5 separate regions of the Homo sapiens genome follow, and regions 1, 2, 3 and 5 are each linked to region 4. The links are chromatin loops, found by intact Hi-C in ENCODE. Cell type or tissue: endothelial cell of umbilical vein. All regions are shown on one strand. Each heading gives the region's core, and the rest is flanking DNA. Links, peaks and the distances in the headings are about the cores only. Region 1 overlaps PLXNA4 (plexin A4). Region 2 overlaps PLXNA4 (plexin A4). Region 3 overlaps PLXNA4 (plexin A4). Region 4 overlaps LOC101928782 (a long non-coding RNA gene). Region 5 overlaps LOC107986849 (a long non-coding RNA gene).

Evidence for each region. Hi-C counts contacts between places; a loop is a spot of excess contacts. Peaks named below come from ENCODE experiments on the same cell type or tissue, not always from the same donor. Only the 100,000 strongest peaks of a DNase experiment are listed, where the experiment ranks them.
Region 1: a loop joins it to region 4, with 8 times the contacts of the local background. A loop is called at or near these places in 4 of 110 quality-filtered maps.
Region 2: it touches region 4 in a loop (3-fold over the local background); 57 of 110 quality-filtered maps call a loop at or near these places.
Region 3: a loop joins it to region 4, with 6 times the contacts of the local background. A loop is called at or near these places in 31 of 110 quality-filtered maps.
Region 5: a loop joins it to region 4, with 8 times the contacts of the local background. A loop is called at or near these places in 5 of 110 quality-filtered maps.

Annotation. Positions count from the first base shown.
Region 1 is chr7:132,499,562-132,505,744 of GRCh38, reverse strand. All of the region lies in intron 2 of PLXNA4 (plexin A4), which reads left to right. Among named protein-coding and RNA genes, the nearest start is that of PLXNA4, 74 kb to the left of the region's middle. In endothelial cell of umbilical vein, for the core only: a CTCF peak has its summit at 4,776; DNase peaks (open chromatin) are centred at 3,574 and 4,814; H3K27ac peaks cover 3,552 bases.
Region 2 is chr7:132,252,555-132,258,737 of GRCh38, reverse strand. The region is part of intron 4 of PLXNA4 (plexin A4); the gene reads left to right. Among named protein-coding and RNA genes, the nearest start is that of PLXNA4-AS2, 5.2 kb to the left of the region's middle. In endothelial cell of umbilical vein, for the core only: no CTCF peak of the experiment used is centred there; a DNase peak (open chromatin) is centred at 2,727.
Region 3 is chr7:132,142,049-132,148,231 of GRCh38, reverse strand. PLXNA4 (plexin A4) reads left to right here. Exons shown (of 32, transcript NM_020911.2): 27 at 233-332; 28 at 1,532-1,722; 29 at 2,944-3,113. Among named protein-coding and RNA genes, the nearest start is that of PLXNA4-AS2, 120 kb to the left of the region's middle. In endothelial cell of umbilical vein, for the core only: a CTCF peak has its summit at 2,646; a DNase peak (open chromatin) is centred at 2,601; H3K27ac peaks cover 592 bases.
Region 4 is chr7:131,942,597-131,948,779 of GRCh38, reverse strand. It overlaps LOC101928782 (a long non-coding RNA gene), which reads right to left. Exons shown (of 6, transcript NR_110836.1): 6 at 1-49. Among named protein-coding and RNA genes, the nearest start is that of PLXNA4-AS2, 320 kb to the left of the region's middle. RefSeq lists a silencer at 3,217-3,276. In endothelial cell of umbilical vein, for the core only: a CTCF peak has its summit at 3,220 (motif pointing left); a DNase peak (open chromatin) is centred at 3,229; H3K27me3 peaks cover 1,209 bases.
Region 5 is chr7:131,859,155-131,865,337 of GRCh38, reverse strand. All of the region lies in intron 1 of LOC107986849 (a long non-coding RNA gene), which reads right to left. Among named protein-coding and RNA genes, the nearest start is that of PODXL, 310 kb to the right of the region's middle. In endothelial cell of umbilical vein, for the core only: no CTCF peak of the experiment used is centred there; a DNase peak (open chromatin) is centred at 3,167.

The sequences.
Region 1 (6,183 bases), core at 798-5,797, 560 kb before region 4:
ATGTTGGTGTTGAGAAGGCCTTTAGAGAGCCTTGGCCTAAAAATTCATTTTGCATTGAGTATCTCAAGACTCAGCAAGCTGAATGAATTGCCCAAGGTCACACATCTTAGGAGTGAGTAACAGAGCCACCAATTGAAGAGAATCCCCCTTGCCTGCAGGACACCCATACATGCATACATGTAATAAATTCCCCACGAGCATGCACACATATGCAGGCCTATGTTAGAAGACGGCAAGTTTATACTGTGCACTTACTAAACAACAACAAGTTCTTTTGAGACCAGAGGAGTTGGCAATCTCTGACAGTTTCCTGTAGAAAACTTTCTTAAAACCCTGACTTTTTGGGCGATGCTCTTGGGAGAAAAATCAGCTGCAGGCGTCCGTCTGGCTGCCCATGGGCAAGTGTTCGTGCTGCCGTTGCTTCCTGCCACAATACAAAAAGCCAAGTTCATCATGGAAGTCTGCAGAGCTGCAGGTCCTAACACCGTGTGGTAGCCTTGGAGAGAATAGAGGGAAAACAGCTTTGCAAGACAGGCTAATGCCGGGACGGGGAGTAATGGAGCAAGATAACAAGCTTTTGATTTTTCTTTTGGCTTTAATTAGCCCTTTCAAGTTACAGGCAAGTTCAGGGCCGAGAGTAGAAAGGAGGAGGCCAGAAACTCTGCACAGGCCTGGGGCTGTCTCTCCAGCCAGTCTGAAAAAGGCCAGGCTGGTGTTTAATGCACAGTATCAGTTTCCTTTGATTTGGCAGATACCCGAGTTCCTTTGCTCCCACCCTCCTGTTACGATTCCTTTGGAGTCGGCTCAGACCACACGTGTTTCGTGCGACATCGGCCAGGCCAGGCTCTGTGTTGCCCCGATGGCACCATTTGCAAACCCAGCTCTTCCTCAACTCATTTACAAGGCTGTTGGGTTGGTTTTCTTGTTCCCTTCCTGCCTAGAGGTGGAGGATGAACAAGATGAACTCTGGAGATCTCTCTTGTCACGGAGTCTGACACTCCCTTGAGCCCTGTGAATTGAGAACTCAGTCCCAGATGACCTCTGTCCTGTGGTGTTTCTGTTGTAGGAAGATGACAGAGGGCAGGGCAAGGCCCAGGAGGTTGGCTTTTAGGACTTGTATTTTGTAGGGTAAGGGGTCCCCTGTGGGTTTTATCATAGTTACAACTCTAAAAGCTTGAAGAAGGGATTTGAGTAGCAATGAATGTCAACTGTGCTCCAGGCTGTACCAGCTCTCTAAATTAGAATGCTCCTCCCATGGGGCTCTTCAGGCTTTTCTAGCCCTTTCCACATCCTGAGACCCACATTCTTCCCCCTGAACTCACACCTCCAGAACTCAGAGCCGGGATCCGCAAAACTCCTGGGCCACCTGCCTCCTTCACAAGGTCCCAGCACCTGCTTTGGCTGTGTTCATTTGGGGGATAGGAAGGAATGGGAAGAAGAACCCCTACTACAAGGCCCCTTGTGCCAGGGAGCATCCACAGAGCACTGGGCAGGCCAGAGCCTGAGGACCGCACAGAGGGAAAAGTCTTGGGCCGTTGGGGTAGAACCTGCTGACCTGCAGCCCCCAGAGAGCTCAGCTGTACCTCAACTTCAGGTGAATCAGGGAAGGCCGGCTGTGCTCCCATTGGAGATGAGGGCTGGTTGGCCAGGAGTGGCCTCCTCATGGGAATGTGTTGCTGTGGACATAAACGAACCTGTCACAAATGTACATTCCTGAGTGGGCACCAAGTGTGGAGGCTAGGGAAGCAGCTGGGGCTTTCTGGTGTCAGTGGAGGGTGGGAACAGCAGCTTCCGCCTTCACCCTCTGAGCCATGCTTTACCCCTGTCCTGGCTTTCTCCAGCCTGGGTGGAAAGAGGTCTCCCAGAACAAGTGGGTTAGTATCTGAAAGTAACTCTGAGGATCTCATGAGGACATGGGTATGAGGGGGGGTCCTAGAGGGTCTGTCAGAGCCCCAATTGTCTTGGGACTCAGGGGACTAGAGGTCAAGCTGAGACTGATTTGCTAATGAGCACTCATGTGGGGAATGGCAGTGATTTCATTTCTCAGTTTCTGTGGCTTATCACTGGTGCATCTCTATCCCCAGCCCCTTTTGAAGGCTGCCATCCAGGCTCCCTGAGGCCCCCTGTCTGCAGAGCATGTGACAGACAGTAAGGCTGGGGAGCCCACACCTGTGGCCTCTGTCATGTGCCAGGACCTTATGCAGGAGAAGGTGATGGCTGTCTGTCCTTCTCTGGGGGGGACCTGACACTCCTGACTTGGAGTGGGCAGCTGGCTGGAGAAGATGCTGGGTTTGACCAAGCACCTGGCATCCCAGAATTCCCCAGGCATAGGGTTATCTATACCTTCTCTCCTTTCTTCACCTTCCTGGGGCAACCTCATCCAACACTAACGAACTAGCACCTCTTAATAAACTAATGAATGGTGAAACATATATGGAGCCCTAGGGAAGGGCTTGGCAATGCACTCCCTCCTGGTGGATACCAAGCATTGTGGAATGGCATCTGTCTCCAGGAGCCCACACAGTGGAGGAGAGAGATGCACACCAGCAGGTCATTATGGCCTGGGTGATGGGAACAATGGCTGTGGTCATGGGAGTGACTGTCATTCACTCCACTTCAGTCTTCCCTGACTTTGGAACTGATTGAGCCATGGGTATGGGAGTCAGATAGTCTCGGCCATAGTACTGATTAGGCGGTGTGGAGAAAGGTGGCATGCAGAAGGTGCAGAAATCAGCTTCTCAATCTCCCTGTCAAGCCTTGACCTGAGTGTCCCTCAACTAGAAAATTTGGGTCCTTGGAGCAGAAACTATTATCCAGCATCACCAACTGACACCTGTCAAACCCCAGTAGTGGGAGCAGAGGGCAGAGACCTCCCGGCTGTCTGGAAATAACACACTGGAGTTTGCATGGTACCTGATGGTTAACAAGGGCTTTCTCACAACTTTTCTTCTCCCAACAATACTGTAGGATAATGGAAGGGCAGGCATCCTCTGCAGTTGAGGGAATGGAGGAACACAAAACTCAAGTGTTTCACTCAAGGTCATGTAATTAGTAAACTGAAGGCTGTTCTGTATCCTAATTCTCAGCTTGGTGCTCTTCCCGTGGTGTTTCACAAGAGTGTGCTAGCAGTGTCTGGGGTGGGCAGTTCTTGGTGCAGGGACTGCCTGATATTGTAGGGCGTTTGTGATCCGGGGCCCTACAGTGCTGAGCACCAGTGGAAGTTCCCAGCCACTACAAGACTAGAAAACCTCTCACATTTCCAGAAGCCTCTCGTTGAGAACCATTGCTAGACCCAGCTCCCACCTGACTCTGGAGTTTACCCACCAGCCCTGTGTAGTCCCACAAGGGCCACACAGGCACAGGAGATGGAGCTGTTTCTTTTTAACCCAAAGCTCCCCTTCCTGCCCTGCTGTGTGCATGACTGGGTGGCGATGGAGGTCCCCTTCCACGTGCCGTTCCTTTGACTCACTGGTTTCCTAGGCATGGCAGTCCTGAGCAGGAGACAGGGTCACCCCCTTGGACTTGGGCTGGCCTCACATTCCAGTCTGGGTGGTTACTCAGGTTGGTCTGGCGCCTGAGATCCTGAAACTCCACGAAAGTGAGCATCCGGAATGGCCAGGCAGGCATCCCAGGCTCTGGGGCCTGGCTTCTGCAGGTCTTCTTGGGGTGTTTTCTTTTCCCTGTCAGCAGGAAGCACAGGGCTCAGACTTGATGGGGTTGTATCCTGTTGTTTATGGCATTAGACGAGGCTTGCTTTTTCTGCTCAGCTCTTGTCCTCTCTAGACCTGGAACTCCTCCTCTTCCCCGCACCATCCTTCCTCTCTCATCTCCACTACACTTGCCATACACACCATGGCCCATGCCACACTCATGTCCCAATAAATGCACACATCAAAAATCTAACACATTGGTCTGAGTGCCCACCTCTCATGGCCCATGACCCTGTACTCCAGATTTCTTATTTAGCACTGGGTGCCTGACATATCACAGCCCCAATCTTTATAGAATCAAGTCTTCCCACTCTCTCGGAGATGGCACCTGTCTCAGGTATTTAGGTGAAAGGCCCGCCCACCTCCCTCTTTTTGGCCAGCAGGGTTTGCAGTAAAAGTCCCATCCCAGACTAGTGTGCATGGTGCTTTGTGTGACAGGTAGCTGAGCCCTGGGCGATGTGTTGGGTTTGGCAGGAGCAAAGTTGAGGCTGGCTTCCTAGGCTGGATGTACTCTCCCAGGATGCCCACCCTGGAGGCCATCGGGTCAGCAGGGAGTGAGGCGGGACCCAGGAGTCACACAGGCTGAATTTTAACGCAGACTGCTGCCAGGAGAGCTTAGCACAAAGTCAGGTTTGAGGATGTGTGCTCTCACAATACTGAGACATGGACTGCATGTCATGAGCCCGAGCACAGTGGCGTACACACCCATAGCACACCCATGTGCACACACCCATTCTTTCTGTCCTTGATGTCTGTCCTCCTCGTTGCTGTCTGTTGCTTTCTCTGTTTCTCTCCTCTTGCTCACTCACTCACACTCTTGGTGCACGGTCCTCTCTTAGCCTTTCTCTGTCTCCCTATTTCTGTGACTTGTTCTCCCTCACCCCCACACACTCTGCTCAGCAGCAAGTACAATGAGATTTCTCTCTCTCACACACACACGCCTCATGCAGTGTGAGATAACCCTGCCAAAATGGGAAGCCAGACCTCTTGTTCAATGGGCACATAGACCAGCCCTACTTAACAATCCAGATCTGGACTTCTGGGCCTTCCCTTCAATTCCTTTCGTCCTCACAGGGTGGCGTCTTGGCCGGGTTACTGGTCTAGGAGTCAGGATCTTTGGGTCTCAGCCAGTCCCAGCTTGTGAGATATCACTGGGCAAGCAGTTTCCCTTTTGCTTTGAATCACACATTTTATCTTCAAGAAGGAGATGATAAAAAAGTATCCTTTTAATAAAGAGTCCGGAAGCTCCTAAGGAAAGAGAAATATACAGATGTTAATAACGATAGACACACAGCCCCTTATATTCATAGGACACTCAAACATCTTCATAGCATCATCCTGTGTCTCCTCCTTTAGTTATAATAACCACCCAAGGGGACAGAAAGGGGCGTAATAATATTGCAGTGATTTCATGCTTAGAATTTTTTTTCCTTCACCAATACCTGCTTTTGAGAGATTTGGGCTGTGCTTAATGCAGGTGTGGTGTTTGGTATCTCAGGCCCTAGGATGTGCTCCAGCTGCCTTTATTATTATTATTTCCCCTTCCCCTTCCCCTCCCCCTCCTTCTTCTTCTCCTTCTCCTTCTTCTTTTGAGACAGTGTTTCACTCTTGTTGCCCAGGGTGGAGTGCAATGGCGCGATCTTGGCTCACTGCAACCCATGCTTCCCGGGTTCAAGCGATTCTCCTGCCTCAGCCTCCTGAGTAGCTGGGATTACAGGCATGCGCCACCACGACCAGCTAATTTTTGTATTTTTAGTACAGACAGGGTTTCATCACGCTGGCCAAGCTGGTTTCAAACTCCTGACAGGTGATCCACCCACCTCGGCCTCCCTCCAATTGCCTTCCTTTCTATATAGCACAGGTTATGAATGATAAGATAATGCATTTGGGTGACAAGACACATTTTGGGCCAGTGCTTGCTGCTGTTACCTTCACATGTCCCTTAGTTTTTGTAAGGTATAAGGGAAGGACTGCACATCACCACACCAGGCTTGTTTCTTTTATCAAGAAAGTCAGTGGAGAGAAGGAGAAAGAGACAACTGAGAGAGCTCTTCTCCATCTGGCCTCTCAATTTACATGTTTTCCCTAGTGTGTGTGGCCCTATGGGCAGGAAACGGGGTCAGTGGGAGAGAAGCAGCCCACTCCCTTCCCTGGTCTCTGTGCCATTACTGTGTCTCCGTCAGTGTTCCAAAATATAATGGGATTTGTTCGGCTGATTTATCCCACACGCAGGCAACATTACCCAGACCCACACCTAGACCCGAGGAGCAAGAGAGGAAGATACATTGCCGTGAGAGTGGGGCTAATAAAATTTATTTCCACTAATGAGGGAATGACCTACCCCATAACTCAGCCTGGGGAGCAGGGCCACTGCTTCCCAGCACCCACCAGAAAACACACAAACTTAATCATCATGGTATTTCTCACTTCAATGACAGCCCTTGTGGCTGCTGAGTCTGCCTGCCATAGACTC
Region 2 (6,183 bases), core at 570-5,569, 310 kb before region 4:
CTTCTTCCCAGGTGTTTTCCTGGATCTGGGGTCTGGATGGGTGTGGGTGGTTTCTCCAAGCATCACAAAAGGTCTAAGCATAGCTCCTACAGAATTGTGCACATGAGTGTCACAGGGTCACTGATCACAGGGGACAGGAAGGAGGAGAGTGGTGAGAAAAGAGAAAAGGCCAGCCCCAAAGGCAGGGGCTATGGTCAGGCAGGGTCTCCTGCTCCTGGAGTCATTGAGAACACAGGACTTTCACTTCTGCTCCTTGACTCTGCTCCCAAAAACAAGCCTGCAGCAGCCACTGCCAGCAACGGCCTGACGCCAGCCCATTCGTGCTGAAGTATGAGTGAGAGAGAGCCCACTAGGCAATTTCTGATAAAGAATGAAAGCAGGAAGAAGAAAAGGGAAAATCTAATAGGGAGCTGAGGCATGCAAAGCTAACCTTTCATACCCTGTGGTGTCACCAATGCCACCCTTTGCTCAGCCCCCGGCCGCCTTTCGTCGACACAGCAGCTATTTGGTCTGCACTGTTTTCAGATTCCCTTCACTCCTTGAAGAAGCATTGGCCAGAGAAGCACCAGGGGTGGGGAGACCCTCTCCAGGCTTTGCTGAGTCTCAGTGACCCGACATGAGGGCAGACCAGGGTGGCCTTCCAGGCCAGGAGTCTTGCAGAGATTAGATGGGCCCTACGGGGTGGAGCTTTCTGTCCAACTTTTCTGCCTTCAATGACCCTTTTCCAGCTACACCCTCCATCTCAGAGAGCTGGCTTTATTAAGGCCCATGCTAGCCAAAGATGCCTTTGCATGTCAATGATTTTGCTGGATTCTCCCTTGGCTGGACCAGGGTGAATGGCACAGAAAGCTGAGAGGGACCCTTCCAATTCCTCCATCTACAGACATTCTGCAAGGTCAGACTGATTCTTCAGCATAGCTGGAAAGACGCCTCGGAAAACATGGCCTAGTAAACCAGCCCACGGCCTTCCCTTCAAATCTACAGGGCCACAACTGAGCATCTGTGTCAGAACTAATGGCCCACTCAGTTCTAGCAGCCTGGGAGCCCTGTGAAGGTCAGGTTGTCCTAAAGAATTGGCCCACCTGTGGGCTCCTGCTGCTCTGTGTCCCCAGACCATACCCTTGGCCCCAAGACAGGATGTAGATTCCCTACCAAGCTCCAGGCAGCAGTTGCCTCAGGATATGGCCAGCCCTGAAGTCTGCAGCCCCTGGATCCAGTGAAACAATTCCATAATTGGTAAAGTCTCATGAAGTCAGACATACCAGCCCCTGCTGGGTTTGGCCAGGGTGACATTGCACCACCACACTGAGCGATTGTCTAGAATCTTGCCAGGCCCCAGATGATAGAGAGCCTTATTTGGAGATGTGTGTCATGTAGAAGGAGACAGACCTTGTGAGGGAAACATGTTGGCCAAAGAGTGATTATAAGATATATTTGAATGGAAATTCTCCAAGCCAACTCTGCCTTCATCATTGTCCATGATGTTTGGGACAACTTGCCTCTGCAACCAATTAGGCAGCTGCAGCTCATCACGAGAGAGTTACAGCCACCTGGCCCCTGCAAGAGAGGGGACTGGAGTGGAGAAAGGAGGCTGCGCCATGTCATAGAGCAGCCGTTGGTCACAGACACCTTGTGTTAGGGACCTGGCACTGCCATTCACAGGCTGCGTGACCTTGAGCAAGTCGCTTAACCCCTCCCAACCTGTGTCTTCATCTGTAAACTGGAGGCTGTCCTCCCTGAGCTGGCTACCTCACCAGAATGTGGTCATAGGCAACCATGGCTGTGAAATTGCTTATGAATGGGGAAGCCATGTACAGCTGTCCAGTGTTATCTCTATGCTCACCCCCACCCTGTCCCTGTGCCCCCATAGCCTTCCACCTGCCGTATCACTCAGATTCCAGGGCAAAATGCATAATCCTCAAATCACTAACTCCTCTGCTCCCTATGGTCAAGGCCAGTTGTCCCAAACCCAGCCCATTAACAGGGTCATGGGTTGGGGAATGAGTGGAGGAGTACAGGGCCTTGAGAAAATACAGATGCCCAGCTCCTGGGAATTTTGATTTTGCTGCTCAGAGCTTGGCCCAGGCACCAGCATCTTAAATCCAGCAAAACAGAATCTACTGTTGATTCTGTTGCTCAGTGAAGTTTGGAGCCAATTAACCTAGACCCCAAATTCCTGCCTTTCCCTCCTCCTTAGCACCTTGTAAGTGCCTTGATTCTCCCCTTAAACTGTGAGCATCCCTGAGGGGTGGCCCACAACTCAGCAAACGGTGGCATGGTGAACTTGCCTGGGGAGGCACACAACCCAAACCAGCCCCACTCTGCCCCAGACCCTGGTCCAGGTTAAGCTATATTCCCAGCAACATCCGAAGCAGGCTTAATGGAGGAGAAAAGCATTCGAAAATGAATTCCACGTATGGCATGCTACCTGCCCTGAATTGTCACATCCGTTTTCTTGCTGCTGCCTCAGCCCTGTATCCTGCAGGTTTGTTTGCAAACTCAGCAAATGCCCCATGTTTAATTGTGTCTGGAGGCTGCATCCTCATGTCCCTGTCACAGCAGGGGCTGCTGGATTCTGTGCCAAATACCACCATGCTGGGCCTCACTGCCTGACCCTGGCCTTCCAGACGTGCCGTGCCAACTCATGTCCCAACATGCCGGCACACAGCACGGCCTCTTGTACTTGGCTAGGAGCCAGCATGATTTCCTATCCCAGACCCAGGGCACGCTTTTGGTTATGCTTGTTCACAGAGGTCAGGGGAGACCCTGATTAAATAAAGAACACAGATAACCTTGACCTCATTTCATCAGATAGTTGGAAGTGTTCCCTGTCTTTTCTTAACTTTTCCAGGTGCTGGGGCAATAAAACTTACTTGCTGGGGTTTTCCTCTTTTCCTTCCTATGCAATTCAAGAGCAGAGCAAAAGCTCTCAGAATAGCTGAAGAGAGGAGAGAAAGAGACAGGGAACTGGTTGGAAAGTTCTGGGGCTGTGCTGTGTGGCCAAAGCCCTATTGATAGGGAGGGGTTCTTTAGGCCTGGGGATCACAGGGCATCACCCAGTGGAGTCAGTGGTCAGGTTAGGAATAAGACTGTGAGATCCCATCACAAGTTCTCTTCAGTTCTGACTCCTTTTCCAGCACTTACATATATGGTAACTGAGGGCTGAAGTATTCAGCAATCACAGGGACACATCTGGAAACCTTTAAAGTTGAATTTTAAAATTGAACTTTGCATTAACGTGAATGTTGTCTGTCCCAGGAAAAGCAAACCCAAAAGATGAGTTGGCCATGGTGGTCGTGCCTATAAGGACAGATGCTGGGTGTTAGGTTTGGATGGTCTAGGACTGTGTTGAGTGTTTTACATGTATTATGTCATTTAATCTGCATAGCTTTCAGAGGCTTGAGAATGTTGAGTGCGCCTGACCAAGCTCTTAAGTGGCAGAGTTAAGATCTAAGCATCAGCTCTCAGACTGCACAGCCCAGGTCCCAGCAGCAGCAGGTCCCAGGTCCCCTGTGACCCACAGACTCCTGACTAACATTCAGTTATTAAAAGCCTCCACCTATCTGCTGCCCCTCCCTGTGGGCTGCTACACTTTTAGATCCTTCTCCCAGGTTCTCCATCTACTGAGCTTGTCTGTCATAGGCAATGGCATTTTGGTATTGGGGGTTGTCTGTTGCTGTAGCAGAGGCCTGAATGGACAGAAATAGGGTGGCTGAGACTCCCGGCCTTCCCCCAGGCCACCCCCCCTGAGAATGGGCCCAAATTAGCCTGGAATTAGCCTCCTCCTACCCCATCTCCACCCCAGGGCCAGCAATTATTTCTGAGCTCACTGAACCCCTAGTCTAAATATAGCTCTAATAGCCATTTCTCATTTTGGAATGGGGAATCTATTCTGAGCCTTAGTCGGATATAGATCAGACTCCCCAGATGCGCAAAATGTGAAATGGATGCATTATCCGTACCACCACCACCACTCACCCCTTGAAAACGAACTTCCTAATGGAAAGCAACTGGCCTACTACTACAGTCCGGTGGGGTCAGCTCCTGGCAGATGGAAGCGGGAAGCTCTGCATTACGTCTGCAGCCTAGAAAGCATGAAGGCTGGCACAGCGCCGCTGGGTCCCCTGACTGTCCTCCCAGTCCCACACAGAGAAAGGCAAGAAGGGACGTTGCTGAGCACTGACAACAGGATTTAATCGTCACCTAATACTGCTCCCTTTATGCATAGGAGGAAACCGAGGCTCAAAGACACATTTTTGATAAGTGGCTGAGCCAGGAGTTGAATCTAGGACTTCAGAAGCCTGTGCTCTCTCCATTCTCTCAGAAAGGATGTGCACACAACCCTTTACTCACCCTCACAATTGTTTATGTTAATGATAGATAGAAATGGCCACAGTAAACTCTAGTGGTTTCATAATTCATCATTAGAAGTTGCGACAATTTCCTTTCTTAGAATTCAAAGTATATTTCAGATTGATATCACTGTACTTTTTTGAGATCACAAGAGCTAGGGAAAGGGCAGAGCTGAGGGTCCCTATCATACAGATAGATGAAGTAACCAAGATGAGAATAAAATTGAGGGAGATCCTGGAGTGACACTCCTGGAGATTTTTCCAGCCTTAAGATAGTTAGTTATGATGGAATCTTCTGGCTTGAAAGGACAATAGAGATCAATTTATGTTGAACACTGAAAGCTAGACAGATGAAGACAATTGCTAAGGGCTTGCAGAAGTAAGGAACGGGTCTAGGATTACAGCCCAGGTCCTAGGACCCCCAGCCCAGTGATGTCCCAGCACACCATGACTCCTCCACATGGAAACTAAACTGATGCACACATAGTGCGTGATAGCGTCTGCACATATGGGGGCTGTAGGCAGAGGTGCCCTGGTCCTTGCCCAGTAATTTCTGTGGAGAGATGGAGTCTTCTCCATGTTGGGTGGAATTGGTGTGGGTTTTCTGCAGGAAGCTTCTGGGCGGACAGGTGACATCACTGAATAAGGCATTGCCAAACAATGACTTTCCCACCCAATATGGGATAGTTAATTTTATAAGGAGAAAACTCCCCCATGGCCCAGGGCTCACTTCTAGGGTGCTACTGGTCAGAAGGTGAACCAAGAGGGAGAGACCAAGCAGACAAGAGCCCTTTCCATAGTTCCAGAATATTAGAAATCTTGTGGGTATAAAGAAAAGTTGGGCTGGGCATGGTGGCTCATGACTGTAATCCCAGCACTGTGGAAGGTCAAGACAGTCAGATCCCTTGAGGTCAGGAGTTCAAGATCAGCTTGGCCAACATGGTGAACTCCTATCTCTACAAAAAAGAAGTACAAAAAAGAAATTAGCTTGGCATGGTGGTGTGTGTCTGTAGTCTCAGCTACTCAGGAGGCTGAGGTGGGATAATTGCTTGAACTTAGGAGGCAGAAGTTGCAGTGAGCTGAGATCGCGCCACTGCACTCCAGCCTGGGTGACAGAGTGAGACTCTATCTCAAAAAAAAAAAAAAAAAAAAAGAAAAAAGAAAAATTCAAGCTGTCACCCTAAAATAAATTTTGAGCTGCACAGTTAATTTAGTTTAAAAGACTAAAGGTTAAAGCATCTTTAAAATATTATTTTAATTTCCCAAGTCAATAATACCCTGTCTGTGAAAAATTCAAACTCTCCAAAGTTAACCACTGTTAGCAAATATGTAACTCTCTCTCTAGAAGTTATTCTTTGCACGAGGTTTGCATATATATGTATACACAGCTGCACAGTTGTCTTTTGAAAACAAACATTGAGTCTTAATATACCCTTTTTATAAAATTTGTTTTTTTAACTCAAATATGAATCATAGACATTCATCCATCTTAGTACATACAGACTATTATCTTAGAGTGTAGATGTGCCACGATTTTTTTAGCCAGCCCCCTGTGGATGGATATTTAGGTTGTTTCCAAACAGACATTACTACATACAAAGCCACAGTGAATATCCACAGCCAACCACCGGTGTCTAGGTGCTGGTATTTCTGCAGGAAAGATTCCAAGAGGAAGACTTTCTGGGTCATTTTAGGTTTTAGTAATAACTGCCAAATTACTCCTCAAAATGGTTGTGCTAATCTAAACACTCACCGACAGTGCATAAGGCATAAAACCCTTTTAGAGGCCAGGCATGGTGACTCACGCCTATAATCCCAGCACTTTGGGAGG
Region 3 (6,183 bases), core at 460-5,459, 200 kb before region 4:
GGGAGGAGCTCTTGCCAGAAGTTACTCCAAGAGAAGCCACAAAACAGAATACTTGTCAGTATCCAGATCTGTGTCTTGTTCTGCTCCAAGGAAAGCTGACAGCCTCCAAAGTCCCCTAGTTCTCCAGCAAGGCACCAATTTCCCCTTAGTGCCAAGTTCATCATGATTTGTCCTTATTTCCTGGAGTGGCAGAGCTGCTGTGCCTAGGCCCTGAGAAGCTTTTTCCCTGTAGGTGCCAGATGGTTCCGTGGTGGCATTAGTGTCCAAGCAGGTGACAGCCTATAACGCAGTGAACAACTCCACCGTCTCCAGGACCTCAGCAAGTAAATATGGTAAGATCCCACCGAGTGTCCTAGGGAGGCCTGGGTGTCCTGAGCAGCTGTTGTCATGACAGCAGCATAGCCAGAAGGCAGGAGACTCTTGGAGAGGGGAGATGGGGCATCAGACAGGCTGACCATCGGGGAAGAGAGCCAGGTGGGGGAAGAGGACCCTGGTTTCAGTCGGGCACTCTGATGCATAAGCAAGACCTTCATCCACGAGCAAAAGAAGTAAAGCCAACTTTCATGAATGTCTTCCAGGCTGTGTGATAGCTATTATCTCACATCATGTTCATAACAATCTAGTGAATTAAATAATTATTATTTCCCCCTATTATGCAGATTAGTACATTATAACTCAGGTGCACAGAGGCTAAATGATTTGTAAGAGCCACTGTTATTTTGCAGTGGAGTGCAGGTACAGACCAGGTGCGAGGCTCTGCAGTGGTGAGGAGAGGGTGCTGGAGGTGGGGTAGAAGCCAGAAGAAGCCCTGTTCTGCCCTATCTGTGTGCTTTGGGGCTAGTCATCTGACCACTATGAGCCTTGGTTATTTATTTATTTACCAGAAGAAGAGACTGAAAAATCTACCGACTGAACAGGATCATTCTAGATAATCAATAGATGAATACAGAGAATAGTGCCTGCACACAGTAGGACCGCCATTTCTTTTTCCTGCTCAGTACTCATTTCACAACACTTCACAAACACTGGCAGGAATTTCAGCAAATAAACAGGAATAATTGGCGCAGGCCAGAGGGGAGGACAGACGAAGGTGAGCAGGTTACCCAGTGATTACTCATCCGATCAGCGGTTATTGAGGGAGACAGGCTACCTGCTCTTAAGTATGTACTTAATTGGCTGCACAGAACACATCCTGAGACGTGACTTGAGAACTCTTACAAGGAAAAGCATTAAAAAAGTACAGGCTTATATTTTTACAAATTGAATAATTAAGGGTTGACACGATGCAGAGTACAGGAAGAAGGGGGAGATCTGAGTGGGTAGAATTAGCCACAGATAGTTTCCTGGAGGTGGTGAGAAAGGCATCCCAGTTTCAGGGAATGCACCAAACCAAGGCAAGGTGACAGCACCGACCAATGGCAGGAATGATCAGACAGTCGTTGGCTTCTGCCGGAGCAAGGGATGCATGGTAAGTGATGGGCTAAGGCTGTGTGGCCTCACATATGTCGGGGGGTGATCCTTGCCTTGGCAGAAAACATGATCCGGTACACGGGCAGCCCCGACAGCCTCCGCTCACGGACACCTATGATCACTCCTGACCTGGAGAGTGGAGTCAAGATGTGGCACCTAGTGAAGAACCACGAGCACGGAGACCAGAAGGAGGGGGACCGGGGGAGCAAGATGGTGTCTGAAATCTACCTGACCCGACTCCTGGCCACTAAGGTATCAGACTTGAGAACTGGGTGCAGGGAGCCCAGAGGCTATGGAGAGGGACTTCATCAGCCCACAGAAATGCCAGAGTAGCCAGTACCCAGCATTCATGCTGGTGCCCACTCTATTACCCACCCCAGGAGGCACTGCTGACCATTCCCCGTACCGAACCTCAGAATCCTTCTCAATCCAGAACTCCAGGCAAACCCTGCCAATACATCAGTGTTGGCATGCAATCTGAAGATTTGTTTCTACCCCTTCTCCATGCCCTTCTGAAATACTGAGACTCTAACTGCCTCTTTTCACATTCTTCTGCCATGCCTTATAAAAGAATGATTTCTTCTCTGTGGTATCATCTACAATCTCAAGTTGGGGAAGTCGGGGCTCCATCACGACTTCCCAGGCACCATATCTTTTCTTTTTTTTTTTTTTTTTTTTTTTTGAGACAGAGTCTTGTTCTGTCACCCAGGCTGAAGTGCAGTGGTGCAATCTCTGCTCACTGCAACCTCCTCCTCCCAGGTTCAAACAATCCTCCTGCCTCCCAAGTAGCTGAAACTACAAGCATGCACCACCACGCCTGGCTAATTTTTTTTTTTTTTTTTTTTTGTATTTTTAGTAGAGGTGGGGTTTCACCATGTTGGCCAGGCTGGTCTTAAACTCCTGGCCTCAAATGATCCGTCCGCCTCAGCCTCCCAGAAGTTGGGATTACAGGCATGAGCCACCGTGTCTGGCCTCCGGCACCATTTCTAATCCTGGTTCTGGGGACGTTGCTTGCCTGCAGTGCTAGTCTTTCACTCCTGAGACTGGGCTCAGCTCTGCTCTCTGCAGAGCCAAGTGAGTCACTGTTCATTAGCCAGTGTGAGTAATGCCCAAACAAAGCCAGCAGATTGTGTTTGTCTGCTCTGACCAAGTGAGTGTTCATTAGCATTTGTGAAAAGTGCTAAAATAACACCGCCAGAGGGTGTTCAACCAAACCGTGTTGTTGGCAGAGGAAGCCTTACGTAGGTCCAGTCATCAGTGTTATATCTCTTTTCCATGTGCAGGGGAAATTTAAAGCTGTTAGAGACAGATGAAATGGGAAAAAATGATTTAATGCATGGACTTACCCAATTTTACCCAAGTAGGGTGGGCTGTATACCATCCTCCCCTGCCTAGGTCTGTGAGGCAGGTTTTAAAAGCCATCCTCAGAACTACGTGAGTCGAGCTGTGTCTGGACGTATCCTGCCTCTCCAGGGCACACTGCAGAAGTTTGTGGATGACCTCTTTGAGACCATCTTCAGCACGGCACACCGTGGCTCTGCCCTGCCCCTGGCCATCAAGTACATGTTTGACTTCCTGGATGAGCAGGCTGATAAACATGGCATTCATGACCCGCACGTCCGCCATACCTGGAAGAGCAATTGGTGAGTGAAGGGAGGGCAGGGGGCACATCGGGAGCCCTGAGCCCACCCAGCCTCAAGTTAATGGTGGTGGGACTCTGGGCCTCCAGGAGAAGGGCTGGCCAGAGCCTGTTTTCATCAGCAGGGACTCTGAGCAGGCACATTCTCTGGTCCTCCCCATCCACTCTTCCTAGATTTTTGTGCTCACTCCCTCTCTTACTTCCCTCTAGTCAAATCTGTCTGTGCATCTTTCTTTCCTATCACTTAGTCAGTTAACAAACATTTATTGAACCAGCTGAAGAAGCAAGAAAAATATGCCAAATGTCACGGCCAGGACACTCTCCCATCCAAGTACCTCCTGGGTGCCTGTGATTATGCTAGACACGGGGCTAATCAGACATGGCCCCTGCCCTCAATGAACTGACAGATGAGGGTGAGAGGCAAGGAAGTCTGCTGGTGTGGGACAAATGCTATGGAAGATGGAGGATGTGTCGTGTGCAACCAGATCTTAGAAGGGCAATGTCTAACAGTGACTTGCAAGCAGTTTTGAAACACACTTAGGAACCAGCCAGGTGAACAAAGGGCATTCCTATTCTATTCAAGCAATTGCTCTCTTCTCTTTTCCAAGCTCTGTGTGGTGAAGAGACCTGCCCTTAACCACTATGTCTTCCTTTGAGACAACAGGATTCTCCAAGTACTAATTGACACTCTAGGTGTTCTCCCCTATGATCCCCTCTCTCCTTTTAACATGGATCATCCTTCCTTTCACTTGTGAGTAATTTGTATTTCAGGTTGAAATTTCAAGATCGCACATCAGTATTCAGCACTTAGTACGGAAGCTTGCATAAAGCTGGGTCTCAATAATTATTGATGAGATGCAGAGCCAAGGTGGTCTCTGGTTGAGAGCTCTACCTGAGGCAAAGCTGGCTTATCCTTTGTCCCATTGCTTCCAGAACTGCCTCCCTGTAGCTTTTCCAGATCTTCTTCCCCAGATCATTCTTCTGAGGCAGTGTGGGCCTGTTGCCCGCACCAACAACTGCTAGGATGGGCAAAGCATTAGGGCTCAGCGAAGCACCCTGGCACCTAGCCCTGGGCCCCAAAGCAATGCACAGATGAAGGCAGAAGTCAGGCTTTGGTACCAAAACTGTATTCAATGTAGTATACTCTGGCTCCTCATCCTCTTCACCGGGAGAAGAGACTATCCCTGCTGAATATGAAAAACCAGGTAGGAACCAAGGTTGAGACCACAGAACCAAAGCATGGGGTTTGCTCCCATATTAACTCCTAGTGAGAGAAGACCTTCGTTCTGGGGTTCTTCCAACCTTTCTGAAATAAGACTCAAAAATCTAGATTGCTCACTCAGTGTAGCAAAACTTTGTGATGCGATTTCCTCCTTTTAAAGCTGTGCTGGGTCTGATATCTCCCAGGACCTGCCTTTAGGTAAGATGCGTTTAACTCTTCTAGACTTTGTGGCGTGACTACTGGGAGCTGTTCAGTGGGGCATGTCCCCAGCCTACCAATCTGCTTCTGTTAGTGAGTCTTCCTACTTACTGCCTCCATTGAATGTTAGCAGCCTTCAGGAAATTTTTAAAAAAAAATGCTCTGCCCAGAACTTCTCTCGGTCCTAGCTGGAGAAAGTTGGGTCTTTCTAAACATTTCTACCTGCTTTTAGTAGCACAGTGCAAGAATATCACCTACAATGGTATCTAAACCATTTGTTTTCACCCCATCCCTCCTGCTGGGGCAAGGCCACCTCCAGGGGTGCCATAATGTCCTTGGAGTGGAGCCAAATCTTCTTGGATGCCAGCTCTTCCAAGTACTCAGGTCTGAGCAAAGGAAATCCCAGAAAGTAGACAGTTTCCCCCAACCCTGAGGACACTTTCCCCCAACCCTGACTTGATCTATTGCTATGCTGAGGAAGACACAGTCTGGGAATTTTAAGATCTGCATATTGACTTGGAGTTAATTGTCTCTGATGGAAAAGTGATTATTTTTTTATTCCTGGCCCAAGGTGTAACCCACCCTCTCCCCACCCCCTTCTTCCACAGTTCCCTACCTCTTCTCTTTTAAATAAACCTCCTGCTCATTTAGCCTGAGTGGCTGCAATCAACCAGAGATTAGTGCCACCACTAATGTTAATAATATGCTAATATTTCATTAGGCGGGAACCTCAGGTGGGTGCTGTGGCTTCCCTGTTTGCTGTGCCTGTCAGCAAAACTGGCTTGAGGACCGGGAAGCATAGGGAAGAAACAACCGGCAGAGCAAATGTGGACTCCCAGAGTCCCTATCCTTGGTGTAACTTGTGGAACAACAGGAAGATGTAAACAGAGATTTCGTTAGCTGGAAGTCGTGAGTCCTGCATTCAGGGCTCTGAGCCCAGCTGTCAGGAAGGCTGGGCAGCTGGAATGACCCCTACTTTCACCTGGGTGTTGTGGCTGTCTGAGCTTTCCTGGGTGCCATCCCATTATTTCCTATTAGGGATTTCCAGGGATGAAGCAAACACCGCCAAACATTTTCAGACCTCAATGCTGCCTGCCTGAGTCCCGCCCTGCACACTTTGTAGGAACTTAATAGATCCTTGTCGACTGATTGGCAGTCTTGAACATTAGGTTTTCCTGTATTAATAGCATTTGTTATTTGTACATGCTGGCTGCTGGGAGATAGAGCAAGTATAGAAATATTGTACTGGTTCTATTGAAATGATGTAATTCAAAGAATTTAAGTTCTAACGAGCAAGCCAAACACATAATGAATATTCTAACTATTACCATCAGTGAGAACAACCACCAAAACAATAAAACATCAGGGGAAATGGCAGGAGGCAGAGGTGGGAGCAGAGGAAAGAAGTAAGCAATCCCTTGCATGGTGCCTAGCCCTCTTTCCCACCTGCGTCCAAGCAGGCTGGTTGGAAGCCGTAGGATTATAGCCTGCAGGGATGGCTACAGCCAAAAGGGGCAGAAGGTCCCAGGATTGGGACATTATAAGCAACAGGCTTACAATAGCAGACTGCAGGGCACACTTTTCCCTCTTTGTCTTTGTTAATGCAGATTTCCTGTCTGCAGCCCATCCTCCACCACCTTCCTCCAGGCCTCAC
Region 4 (6,183 bases), core at 843-5,842:
CACTGTGAGGCTGTGGGCCAAGTCTCTTTCCTAGCACAGCCACACCCTGCTGGAAATGAGAGGCAGCAGAGGAAGCTGATTAAGTGAAGTTAGGGAGCTTGGGAGCTTAGGAGCAAGGAGGAGGGGCCGACAGCAGATCAAACCTTGAAGGCAGATGCCCCAGGGAGGGAGCGGGGAAAGAGCAGGCCTCCTCCACACCACCTGGCTAATCCAGAGTCACCCAATCTGGGTAATATAGATGAGTTCTGATGATGAGATCCCCACATAACCAGATGGAGAAGCCCAGCCCCACAGCCTGGGGTTGCAACTTGCATGGCTACAAAGGCAAAAGGTTTCCCTGAAGATTTTCTCTCAGCCCGTACAGATCTGGGTCTGGCTTCAGAGTTGAAGGCAAAGATTGAGGGGTCTCTAATAGTGGGGTCCTGAGGTCCCCTGTCTCTGTGGGAAAAACATGGAGGACTTGCTAAACTTTGATCCCAGACTGTGGACTGATTATGGGCTACAATGGGAAAGGACCGAATTAACCAGCCGAAGGGGTCAGTATCTGACCTGTGGCTGACAAGGTCCCCAGATGCCTCACCAGGAACAGCCAGCCTTCACCTTCCTGGAAATTCTCCCATGCTTTCTAATCACAACTTAGCTGCTCAGTGTCTCAGTTCCTCCCGGGAGTATTATCTGTCATTTCAGCATGCCAGCACCCTGTCAAACCCATCTATTCATACAAATGTGCTAATAGGAGAGCCTTCTCTTTCTTCCAGAAGCTTCTGTCATGGGCAGAGGAGGACAGAAAAAAAGGACAGGAGGGGAAAATGGGAGAGGAGCATCCTGCAGCATTAGGGACCCACATTACAGTGATTGAGAGAACAGAGGGAATCATGGCAGACCCATGGGGGGTGGTGTTTACGACAGATGGGGTCTTGCAAGGGAACACTCTGCTCATCAATGCAGAGGCAGATAGCTAACATATCTGCAAGAGGACCAGCTCCTGGGAGCCATCCTGTGAGGTACTATGAAATCCCTGAATGTCATTTCACATGTCTGTATATTTGAGTCTGCATGTGGGGTGATGGAGGTGGAAAAAAGTTTACACTACCCACCACAAAGAATTCCTATCCAAGATGTGCCCATGGAAGTCACCAGAGACTCTCACCATCCCTCCTGGCCTGCCCCACCCTCTCCCTCCTGGGTGATTACCCCACTCTCCCTTCTCCCATTCCCCAGTCAAAATTCCAAGATCTAGGGCCTCCAACTCCATTTCCACCCATAGCTCTCCTTAGGGACTACCTTCCAGGGGCCCTGTTAGAGTGAGCTCATTTAAACAGTAAATGGAGTCACTCAGCAGCAGCTGGCAAGTGTTTTCAATGAGTTGGAAAATCAGGTTGAAGGTATCGTGAAATATGGTGCTTACAGAGAGGCCCAGACGCATGGGCTAAGTACTTTGTGATTAGGCCTGCCTTACCCATTCCTCCCTCCAGCCCCATCTCTTCACCCTCCTTCTTTCCTTCTCCAGAGTTTTTAAAGTTAAAATGTGCCTGCGTATTTTATTAATATCTTGTAAGAGAAGCTTCTTCAAGCAAACGGTTCTTTGCCTTAGGGGTCAATGTGATCTTTTTTGTACATGTGTATAGCAGGATATGTTGGGCTTGTAAATGTGTGTGAGTTTCTGAGTGTAGGTGCCGAATAAATGTTTATTGATGATGCCTACCTATGCAATCTGCATGGTGCTTGTATTTCTATTGCTTGTGCATTTGCACATCATAAACACAAACACACACACACACACACACACACACACACACACACACACAGGCTTGCTTCCAGAGCCATACATGCTCTATTTTCAGTTTCTGAGTGTCCTAAGAGGTTATATCCTGTCTAGATGGACGGACCGAGAGTACACTTGGATTTCTACCAAGATATATTCTCCTAATTCACCAGAACCCCCCGCTTCCTGCCCATCCCCTACACAGAGCATCTCACGCCATGCAGTGCAGGGAAGCACATTCCTCAAAGCTCAGCTGCCCACCTCTGAGCAGGTGCAAATCCACCCACTGCATCCTCCCATCCACCTTTCTCCCCTCTGACTTCTGCTCTCCTCCTAAATGGTCTCTTTTCCCCCTGCCTCCTCCTCCTCCGTTTCCCTTCTCCAGAGAGGCAGAGGTTAGGTGTGCTTGACCATGATTCACCAAGTGCAGACATCAAAACAGCAAAGGGATGTGGACACCATCTCCAGCCTCTCGTTTCATGGACTGGCTAAGGTTCAGGGATGCTGAAGGATTTCTCCCATGTGCCCAAGGTAGTTCACAGAAGAGCCTGCTCCAGAGCGTGTGTTTTCCCAGCCTTTCCCACAACCTGGCCCCCGGTGGAGGAAGCGGTTCCCCTCCACCGACCCCTGCCTCCCACATCAGAGGTACTGCACCCAATGAGTGCGGCCAACCAAGACCACCAGGGGATGAAATGAGTCACATCGACTGTCTCTAGGATGGAAACTTGGTAGGGATTCTGTTTCCTGTGAGCAGGAAGAACGCGAGATGAGACACAGGAGGACCGATCCTGCTGCTCTCAGGCCTCTCATATGACTTCACAGAGGACAACTTTGGCCCCTCCCCGCCCAGCTCTGGCAGGTGCATGTCAGTGGACTCTGTCCAACAGGCAGAGTCCACGGAAAGGAAGGACAAGATGATGTAAGCATGAGATCCCAGATGCTGGCCCTGGGAGGGGTTTTAGGGACCATCTCCTCATTCAGTGTCTTTGCATTACACAGAAACTGGGCACATAGAGGCTCCAGGACTGGCCAAGGCCACCGGGACCGGTCCCAGGCTTTGCACTCCCAGGGTGCTGTCCCATTTACAAACCCTCGCCGTCCATTCCTTTTTGGAGTGAGTCCTGGTGGCACTCCTATAGGAACAGCGTGTGGGGAGGCCTAGGTGTGGCCTGGCCTCAGATGAGGACACCATCCAAGTGACCCGGCCGCTGCATCCCTGCTCTTTGTGCCACACCCCAAGTCCCTTTGCTTCCCGGAGATGGAGCAGATGACAGAGGCGCACGGAGGAAGCGGGCCTGGGGACACACGGTGTGCCGAGCTCTTTCGTCCACCTGGGTCGACCTCCACAAATCTACTGCTCCGGGGTTCCCGCGCGGGTCCCCAGGCAGCCAGGAGGTGACGCGGTCGGCGAGGAAGGGGCTGCGGCCGCGCGGTTCCTTCTCCAATGACAGGCGCGCCCTCTGCTGCTAGAACTAGGAAGCGCGCGCCTGGCCCGGCTCAGAGCCCGAGCTTGGAACCCGCAGCCGCCCGCACCCTCCAGAGAAACCGGCTTAGAAAAGCCTGCCGCCGCGAAAGCAACCAGAGGCCCTCCCGCTTCCGGGGTGCTCTGAGGACTCAGACAGGAGGGAATAGAACCTGGGAGGAGAAGGAAGAGGAGCTACCTGAACTCTGTGAGGAAAGGGAGGGGATCCTTGCATTTGGGATTTAGGACAAAATCCTTGCATTTGGGATTTAGGCTCCTTCCCCATCCTTTGTCCTCTCCACGAAGCTCCTCTCACCCCAACCACCAAACTGTGCCCATGAAGTGAATGGCCCAATAAGGAGCCTGTGGGAGCCACAGTGTCTGGAGATTTTACTCGGCCATCTCTTGAGCCCTGGGAAAAGTTTTAAAATGTTCACTTTGGCAACTTCGAGCCTGGTTCAAAGCATGGTGTCTCCGCAGGAAGAGTACAGGACTGGGAATGAGGCCTCCTGGAATCTGGTTCCATTTCAACCACTCTTTTCCCCTGTGCTAAGTCCCGTGTCCTCTCTGTGGCTCAGTTTCCTGACCTATTTATTACATGGGCCTCTCATGTCCCGGAAAATTCACTGAGGTACCAGGTATGCTACAGCACTAGCAAGCCGTCGTGCCACTGCCCTGCTCTGGCTGGGTTGTCTTTTCCTGGAAATGGGCAGTGGTAAGAGGAGGGTGGAGACAGAGCCTCCGGCCATCTCCCCTGCTCCTCGCCCCTGCTGGGACTCCCACTGCGCAGTGTTTCCCTCTTACCTCTGGACAATCCCACAGACTCCTTCCTCCAGGCAAGGCATCCCCAAGGAAGTGCAAATAAAAATGCTGTTGGTGGTGGAGGCAACATATTCAGTGAAAATCCACCAAGGTTACTGGCTGAGGCTGGAGCAGGATGGGGGTGAGGGGAATACTGCTCGAGGAAGGCAGGAGGGACCAGGGAAGAGGTCCTTGGACAGCACCAGCCGGAGGGTCCTCGCATGGGGCCTTGGAGGCGGCAGGGAAAGGAAGCTTCTCTCTGATTTTAGAATGTCCGTGGAGACAGCCTTGAGTTGCTTTCCATGTCAGATCACAAGCATAGGCTTTGGGAAGAACTGGTGAACAACTATAAGGTGGCATTCTCCTTGTGCCTAGGACAGCTACTGACCCCCTCAGCCTCACTGACCTCATCCAGAAATTGCAGATGTAAAACCTACCCCAATGCAAGTAAATTCCTTCACCCAGTAAGCAGCATAGTAGTGCACAAAATTATTGTTGTTATTATTATCATGATCATCGTGGTCCTATCAGGCCTAACCCTCTCATTTTCTGCATGATGTTCCCTTACTTGAATTTCTGTTTCCTCATCAACAAAAGTCATGTTTGCCCCTCCTTAGTTCTGGGGGTTGTGGTGGGGAGGAGGAAAAAGGCATCCCAGGTGCATCAGCAGAGGAATGTCCCTGAAGGACCCGAAATGCTATTATTGAAGGCTAAATGTTCCGTGGCTAAAAGCTGCTATAGCGATCTTTGCATCCACTTGATTTGAATGGGCACATTACTGTAATGTCCCAGTGCTGCAGTCAACACGGGGAAGGTTGAGCTATTTGTAACAAGATGCATGAGCAGCATAAAGATCAAATGGTGGAAGAGAGCACGTCTGGCTCACTTGAGAAAACAGGGCTAGTGGCTTTGAATATGGCTGGAATCCATCCATGGCCGCCTGCCTCAGAAACCGCTGCCTGGGGCTTGCTGTAGGGAGGACTGGAAAGACAGGAGCAGGTGGAGAAAGAAGGCAAATATGAGGAGGAGAGAGACATAGACAAACCACTGGACACCGTGAGAGAGAATCCAGTCACAATTCCAGCTCCAGGGGCATTATGGATGCTGAGAGTCCCGTCCTCCACCTGCAGCTCTGAGAATACCACCTACCATCCAGCAAGCTTTCTCCAAACCCTCATATCTGGACTGAGCTCCTCATTCTTTGGTGTCAAGCTGTTCAGGTGAGCAGCTCTAGCCTATTTCTCCCCCTGTTCTCCTGTCCACAGGGACAGAGCATGCTACAGCCGCAGGTCTCCAAGGCTCCATTTGGAACAGAGGTGGGGGCGCGATTGATGCCCTGGAAGGACTAGGGAGGTGGCAGGAGAAGGCTGGACAAAAACACTTGCAGACCCTGATCAATACACCCTCCAGGCCAGCGCTGCCTTTTAAGTCATCTCCATTGCCCCCCATCAGCTCCTCCCCAGAACTTCATTTGAAACTAATATTGGGAAGGGCCTGGGAGGAATGTCATTTGGCTGAAATCAAACCCCCCATGGGATGACCAAACACTCATCCTCCTTTTTCTTTTCCTTCCAAACCCTGGGAAAAGCTCTGGGTCTTGGTTTTGTTATCTGCAGATTAAGAGTAGGAGTCCAGGCTCTCTAAGGACCCTACTCACTTCTACCTGGCAACCTGCATAACTCACGCCCTCTCCTGACATCACATGTGGCACGGACTCACACTCACGCTCAGCGTTCACTCCTATTTCTCAGCCTCATCTCCACACGTGGTGTCCCTTTGCCCTCCCCACTAGCAAGGCCGGTGCCTTTCAGCACTGACATTCTGATGGCTGCTTCCGCCCTCCCCACCCTCCCTCTTATCACAGGAGGCGTTCCTCCCAGCTCCCCCTCACCGCATTGGCTGCCTCATGCCACTCTTTTTTATTATTATGGCAAAATATTCATAACTTATTTTTTATCATTTTAACCATTTGTCAGCATACTATTTGGTGACATTAAGTGCATTCACAATATTGCGTAACCATCACCACTGTCTCATCATCCCCAGTGCAAACTCTGTACCCATCCCCAGATAACCTCTAATCTACTTTGTCTCTATGAATTTCACTAATTTAGGTTTCTCATATAAATTGAATATGCAGTATTTGTCCTTCTGT
Region 5 (6,183 bases), core at 551-5,550, 83 kb after region 4:
AGTGGAAGATGCTGTTAAATCTACCACAAATTGTCTAGAGATGGAGAACATCTGGATTCCTGGCAGGAAGATGAGAGAGAAAGCAGTTCTACTCCACATCCTACCCCTTGCTTGAAGTGATTCTCTTGCTCAGTGTTCTCCAATCCAGACACTTTGGCCAAATAGGCTGGTGCATGGGCCCAGCTGCAATGAGGCCTGGGAGTGTGAGGCCCGGGCCCGTGAGTAGCAGAAAATCTGGGATGAACTGCTCACTCAGCAAGGTAGAATCCAGAGGCTGTGCTTGCTGGCGGAGTCCTGGACTCCATCTCACTGTCATTTCTACCAACCTCCCCATGCCTCAGTTTCCCTAGTTGGGTTTCACACCAGCTGCTCAAGCAGTACGATGTGAAGTATGAAGATGATTCAGAGAACCAATTCCAAACCTCCAGAGGAGATCAGAACCTGCCATTTGAGTGCCTTGGTACCCAAGCTAATCTACCACATTTGGCTCCAGGCTTCAAATACAAACAGCTCCCCAGGGCGCTCTGCTCATCACTCCTCCAGGGCACCCTTGGATGGAACTTCAGACCTTTTCTGAAAAGTATGCCTGGCAGCTTCTTCCATGATGACCTTCCCAGTCCAGAACCTGCGGGATCCCCTGCTTGGAAGAGACCCACTTCCACTCCCCATTTCCCAGGCATGCCAGGGACCAGAGGGGGCTCTACCATATAAGCTGATGAATCTCCTAGTTCTGCTCCCTTGCTTAATAAACAAACATTTCTTCCTTGTTTCTCCATGTCCACTGCAGCCTCCGGGAGCCCAGGGCCTTCAGAAACTTCCATCCAGCAAGCAGGGAGAGTCTGGGAGCCCAGGAGGCTGCCTCCAGGACCACCACATCATCTGGGGCAAATCAACCCAATTCCTCTCTGCTTCAGTTTCCACGTCTGTAAAATATAGACAACAATCTCCCTCCTGCCTGATGCCCAAGGGATGTTTTGGAAAGCAAAATGAAGGCACTTTGGGTAGAAAATATTTAAATGTAAGTTGTTTGTAAAGTTTGGGGTTTGTCTGTTTGTTGCACTCAATTTAAGAACTCTTTTATTTTGTATTAACTCCCGTGAGATTATTTTGGATGAGAACAAGGCCTCTTTCTTGGGATCACTATCCTATTGGAGGAGATTAAAGAACCAGAGTAAAGTAGTAGTAGGACTAGGGAAAATAACAAAACAACACAAGCCAAAACAAACAACAAAAAGCCCCTCTGGAATCCAGAGACACTGAGTCTTCCAAACATCCCTGACAAAGCTCTTCCTCTCTCTGTTACCTTCATCATGGGAGAGGTGACAGATTGCAGGTATAAACTCCCTGCCCAAATGGCCCCTATAGTACTTGGCCCTTTTCCCTATCACTCTGCTTATAGTTCCAGAACTTGAATAAAAAGCTAAGAAAATAAGAATGTATAAAATAGAGTCAAATCTGTCTCTCCAGCTCATGAGTGTCAGCTAAGAGAGCACAGTTCAGGTACTACTGAAATCCTACAGGCTTCTGGATTGTGAGTGATACATCTCTCAAGCTAAAAGGTAGTTTCAGAGAAGAAATGATGGCCAGGCATTGTGGCTCACCCCTGTAATCCCAGCACTTTGGGAGGCCGAGGCAGGCACCTCACCTCAGGTCAGGAGTTCAAGACGACACTGGCCAACATGGTGAAACCCATCTCTACTAAAAATACACAAATTAACCTAGCATGGTGGTACTCGCCTGTAATCCCAGCTACTTGGGAGGCTGAGGCAGGAGAATCGCTTGAACCCAGGGGGCAGAGGTTGCAGTGAGCCGAGATTGCGCCACTGCACTCCAGCCTTGGCAACAGAGTAAAACTGTGTCTCAAAAAAAAGAAAAGAAAGAAAGAAAAAGAAAGAAAGAAGGAAGGAAGGAAGGAAGGAAGGAAGGAAGGAAGGAAAGAAAGAAAGAAAGAGAGAGAGAGAGAGAGAGAGAGAGAGAGAAAGAAAGAAGAAAGAAAGAAAGAAAGAAAGAAAGAAAGAAAGAAAGAAAGAAAGAAAGAAAGAAAGAAAGAAAAAAGAAGGAAGAAAAAAAGAAGGAAAAAAAGAAAGGAAGGAAGGAAGGGGATGATGATGATGATGAGAAGCCACTGTCACTACTATAGTTTATTGAGCATCTCATGTGTGCTATGAACTTTCCATGTTTTAATTCTAAGCCTAACATCAGCCTTGTAAGGCTGATGGTATTATTAGTTTCAGCAGCACTTCTCAAACTTCAGCATCTACCAGAATCACCTGGAGGACTTTGAAAACCCAGATTGCTGAGCCTCACTCAAGAGTTGACCATTCAGTAGGTCGGGGGTACAGCCCAAGAATTTGTATTTCTAACAAATTACTGAATGATGCTGATATTGCTGCTTGAGACACTGCGCTTGGAGAGCCACTGAGTTAGGTGTTCAAAGGAGGCATCATAAAAATTAAGTCATCTACCTATAGTCAAACCATTTAAAAACATCTGAGCTGAGATTCAGACCTAAGTCTGCTGATGCCAAGCCTTGCACCTGTATCTTGGAGTCTCATTGTCTCCTGAAGCTGAACCCCCTGCAGTTACCTAGAATCTGAAGCTTTTTGAAGAAGGTTTGAGGATAGAGCAAAGGAAAACAGGGCCAGATGTGTGAGACTTGGTGGAGGCCTGGGACTGCTTCAGAGGAATTCTGCAGACACGAAAGTTAACAGAAGTCATCCTGGATGCTTTGTTTATATGCCCAATTCCACCTCTAACCGGATGTGGTCCTCACGTGGTCCTCACGGACCATTTCAGGTCTGAAATTCCAAGAGGTCAATCCAAAAACTTGCCACAAGGTGACCTCTGAAACCTACTCCAATACTGTGAGGCTGAATCTAAGCCTTAATGAAGTCACTCGAACTGGTTGCTGTGACTCAGTTTCCTTGTTTATTGAAAAGGAGAGTTATTTCTATCACCTCAACGTCCCAGCTTGACTGTGTAAACAAGTGGTGCTTACAAATAAATGCCCAGTGCTCACAGCCCTTTCACAATGGGTGTCCTATAAACACCAGCCACCATCACCATTATTGGTGAGGTGCTGCGCTCTGCAAACTGGGAGGTTTGCAAAGCAATTTCCAAACATACTTCTCATTGTTGATCTTGGCAAGAGCTTTAAAACATTCCTGGATGCAAGCATTTCCTGCAGATTTTAACTCTGTTCTCTCTCCTGAAAGTTTGATTTGAAGAAAAAAAAAATGAGAAGAACCATTTTACTTAGTGGTTCTCTCATTTCAATAGCTCCATCTCCTGGTCCCTCTATCTCTGTCCCTGCCCCACCAAACACCATGTCAACAAACATTAATTCAAAGTAAATTAGGTTTTTTAAAATAGCAAGACATCTGCATATAATGTTGTTTTATCATTACAATCAGGCAAATTGTTTTAAAGCAAATGCAAAATTATTTCAGGAGGACTTTATGCCACATAAGACAAACAGGGCTGGGCAGGCCCCAGGCAGGCTGGCTGCACCCTGCACCTCGTCCATCCAGCAGGGCTACTAGAAGCAGGAAGGGACTCTGGAAGCTGCACCGTTGCTTGGTGTTCATTGAGTTCATAGCCCTGTGACCCTGACTCTGTGTGAGGTAATTCCCAGCTCTTAGAATCCAGCCTGTAGCTGGTAGAATCCATCTATGCCCTTCTCGAGACACAAATCTCCACCCAAGAGGAAGGTATTTACCCATGGGAGGCACTGGCCTGCTCCTGAATCCTGGGGAGCAGGTATCTCTCTTCATTCTGCCCCAGATTACGCTTTTGAAAATCCAAAGGCAGTTCTCAGAGTCAATCACATAGACAGAAGGGGAAAGGCCATGCCTTCACCTGTAAGTGCCACCTGATAAATGTCTTCTTCATTGTAGCCCCCCAGGAAAAAAGAGTTACTATTCCCTCACAAAGAGGCATCTTTCTTAAATCATATAATGAGATTTATGCAATCCATTTGATTCCCCTTTTTTGCCTTAGGTGCCAGACACCTCAACACTCAAGTATTCCATTGCAGTCACTAACGGAGCTCAGATTTTTAGTGTTATTATCTCTGCTCATTCTTCTATAGGGTTCTGAGCTTTTGTTTTGCCTTATTGAATGCATGCCATTTAAAGGATATCAGGCTCAGAGTTAACATTAACTGTGCATTTCAGCAGGAATGGAAAGGACCTTATAATGTTTTAAGGAGCTGGAACTGGCCCAAATTCATTAATGAACTGAACCATAGACCAATATTCCTAACAGGGGGTCTCATGGTGGTAGAACCATTCCAAAAGGGAGGTGAGAGGAGAACTCTAATACTATTTATTGAGTGCCTACTCTGCCTCATTCTCCTTAAATATCTTATTTCATGTAATTTTCACAAAAACCCTGTGAGATTGGTTGAATCCTTCCCTACAACCCTCAGTTGCCTCATTTGTAATCTGGAAACAGGTTTCCTATTCAAGTTCTCATAATTAGTTAGTGGGGCTGAGATTAGACACAAGATATGCCTGACTTCAGAGCATATGTCGGGCCACTGCTAGCTTATATAGCACTTTAGTGTAAACCCAAGAAAGGTGCCCCTGAGGGAGGACACAGTCTTACAGTGATGGGGACACTGCCTTCACATAAATAGTACCTACGCTATAGAGAGGGCATTCTTCTTCATTCTCAGAAACAGCCCTTAGAGAGGCAGAAACTGCTAATTATCATCAAGACTTTTGTTCTCTTTTTCTTTCTGGGCCACAACCCTGGGCCATATTTTCCAGTCCCTGAGCTTCTAGGTGGGACCATGTGACCACTCCTGTTGAATGGAAAGAGGGCAAGCATTATATATGTCACTCCCAGGCTGCGCACAGTGGCTCACGTCTGTAATCCTAGAACTTTGGGAGGCAAGGTGGGTGGGTCACCTGAGGTGAGGGGTTCAAGAACAGCCTGGCCAACATGGTGAAACCCCATCTCCACTAAAGTTACAAAAAATTAGTGTGGTGGTAGGCGCCTGTAATCCCAGCTACTCAGGAGGCTGAGGCAGGAGAATCACTTGAGCCTGGGAGACAGAGGTTGTAGTGAGCTGAGATCACACCACTGTGCTCCAGCCTGGGCAACAGAGTGAGACTCCAACTCAAAAAATAATAATAATAATTTTTAAAAATATGTCACTCCCAGCTTGGCCTGTGAACTCCTAGGCAATTCTCCACTCTCTCTCTTTCCCCATCCACTGGCTGAGCAGAAAACTTTGAGGACTGGAAGAGGATGGAATCATGAATTGGAAGGTCTCTTGAGTTACTGAATGACCTTGTGGAGCAGAGCCCATTCCACCTGTTTCAAACTGGACTATGATATAAGTGAGAAATATAATTGTATTGCGTTTCAGCCTCTGATTTTTCAGGGTTTTATGGTGCTTGATTTGCCCTAATGCAAGCCCAAACCATCTTGCTTCCTTTTAACAAGCTTGCCTAAAAAGATTCAAGTGACCGCTGGCTAAAAGCAATTGAAAAGGTTCTCACCCAAGAGAACAGAGACAGTGGGGAGACTGTTTCATTTCCTTATTCCTCTAAATAAAATTCTCCATAAATCAGCTCCATATAAACTTGTATTGTTTATATCTGTTACTCCAAGCCCAACTTTCCAGAACATTTCAAGTTAACTCATCTTTCATTGAGAGTTTCAGTCATACGTATGAGTCACAGAACTGTGGAGTATTAAAGCTGAAAGGCACCTCTGTGATAATTCTTGCAAATTTTGAAGATAAGAAAAATAAGGCCAAGATGTATGGCTTCCCTGGGGTCCCAGAGTCAAGGCTGGCATCCAAGGCTCATGACTCTAGGTCCAGGGTTCTTTGCTCTCCCCGAATGGATGGAAGCCATGCTCAAGCAGCTGAACACTGTGAACGGACACAGCTCTGCCTGTAAACGCTTCCTCAGAAAGAAGTGAGGGTGTTCACATTGAGGCTGTTCTATGGGTGGAGGCTGCTGGCACCCTCTACTGGACGGACTGGGTATGTCCTCTGCTGTCCAGTCAGGTCCAAATTGCTCAACTCTAAGTCAAAGTGATGAAGCTATGGCAACCCTCTCTCCAGGTGTCCATGGCCACCATCAGTGCCTGTGTTAAAGCCTCTCTGAGATTGTGAGCTAGTCCCAGGCACATCCCCGTGTTTTCCAGCTGATGGATCATGCTTCC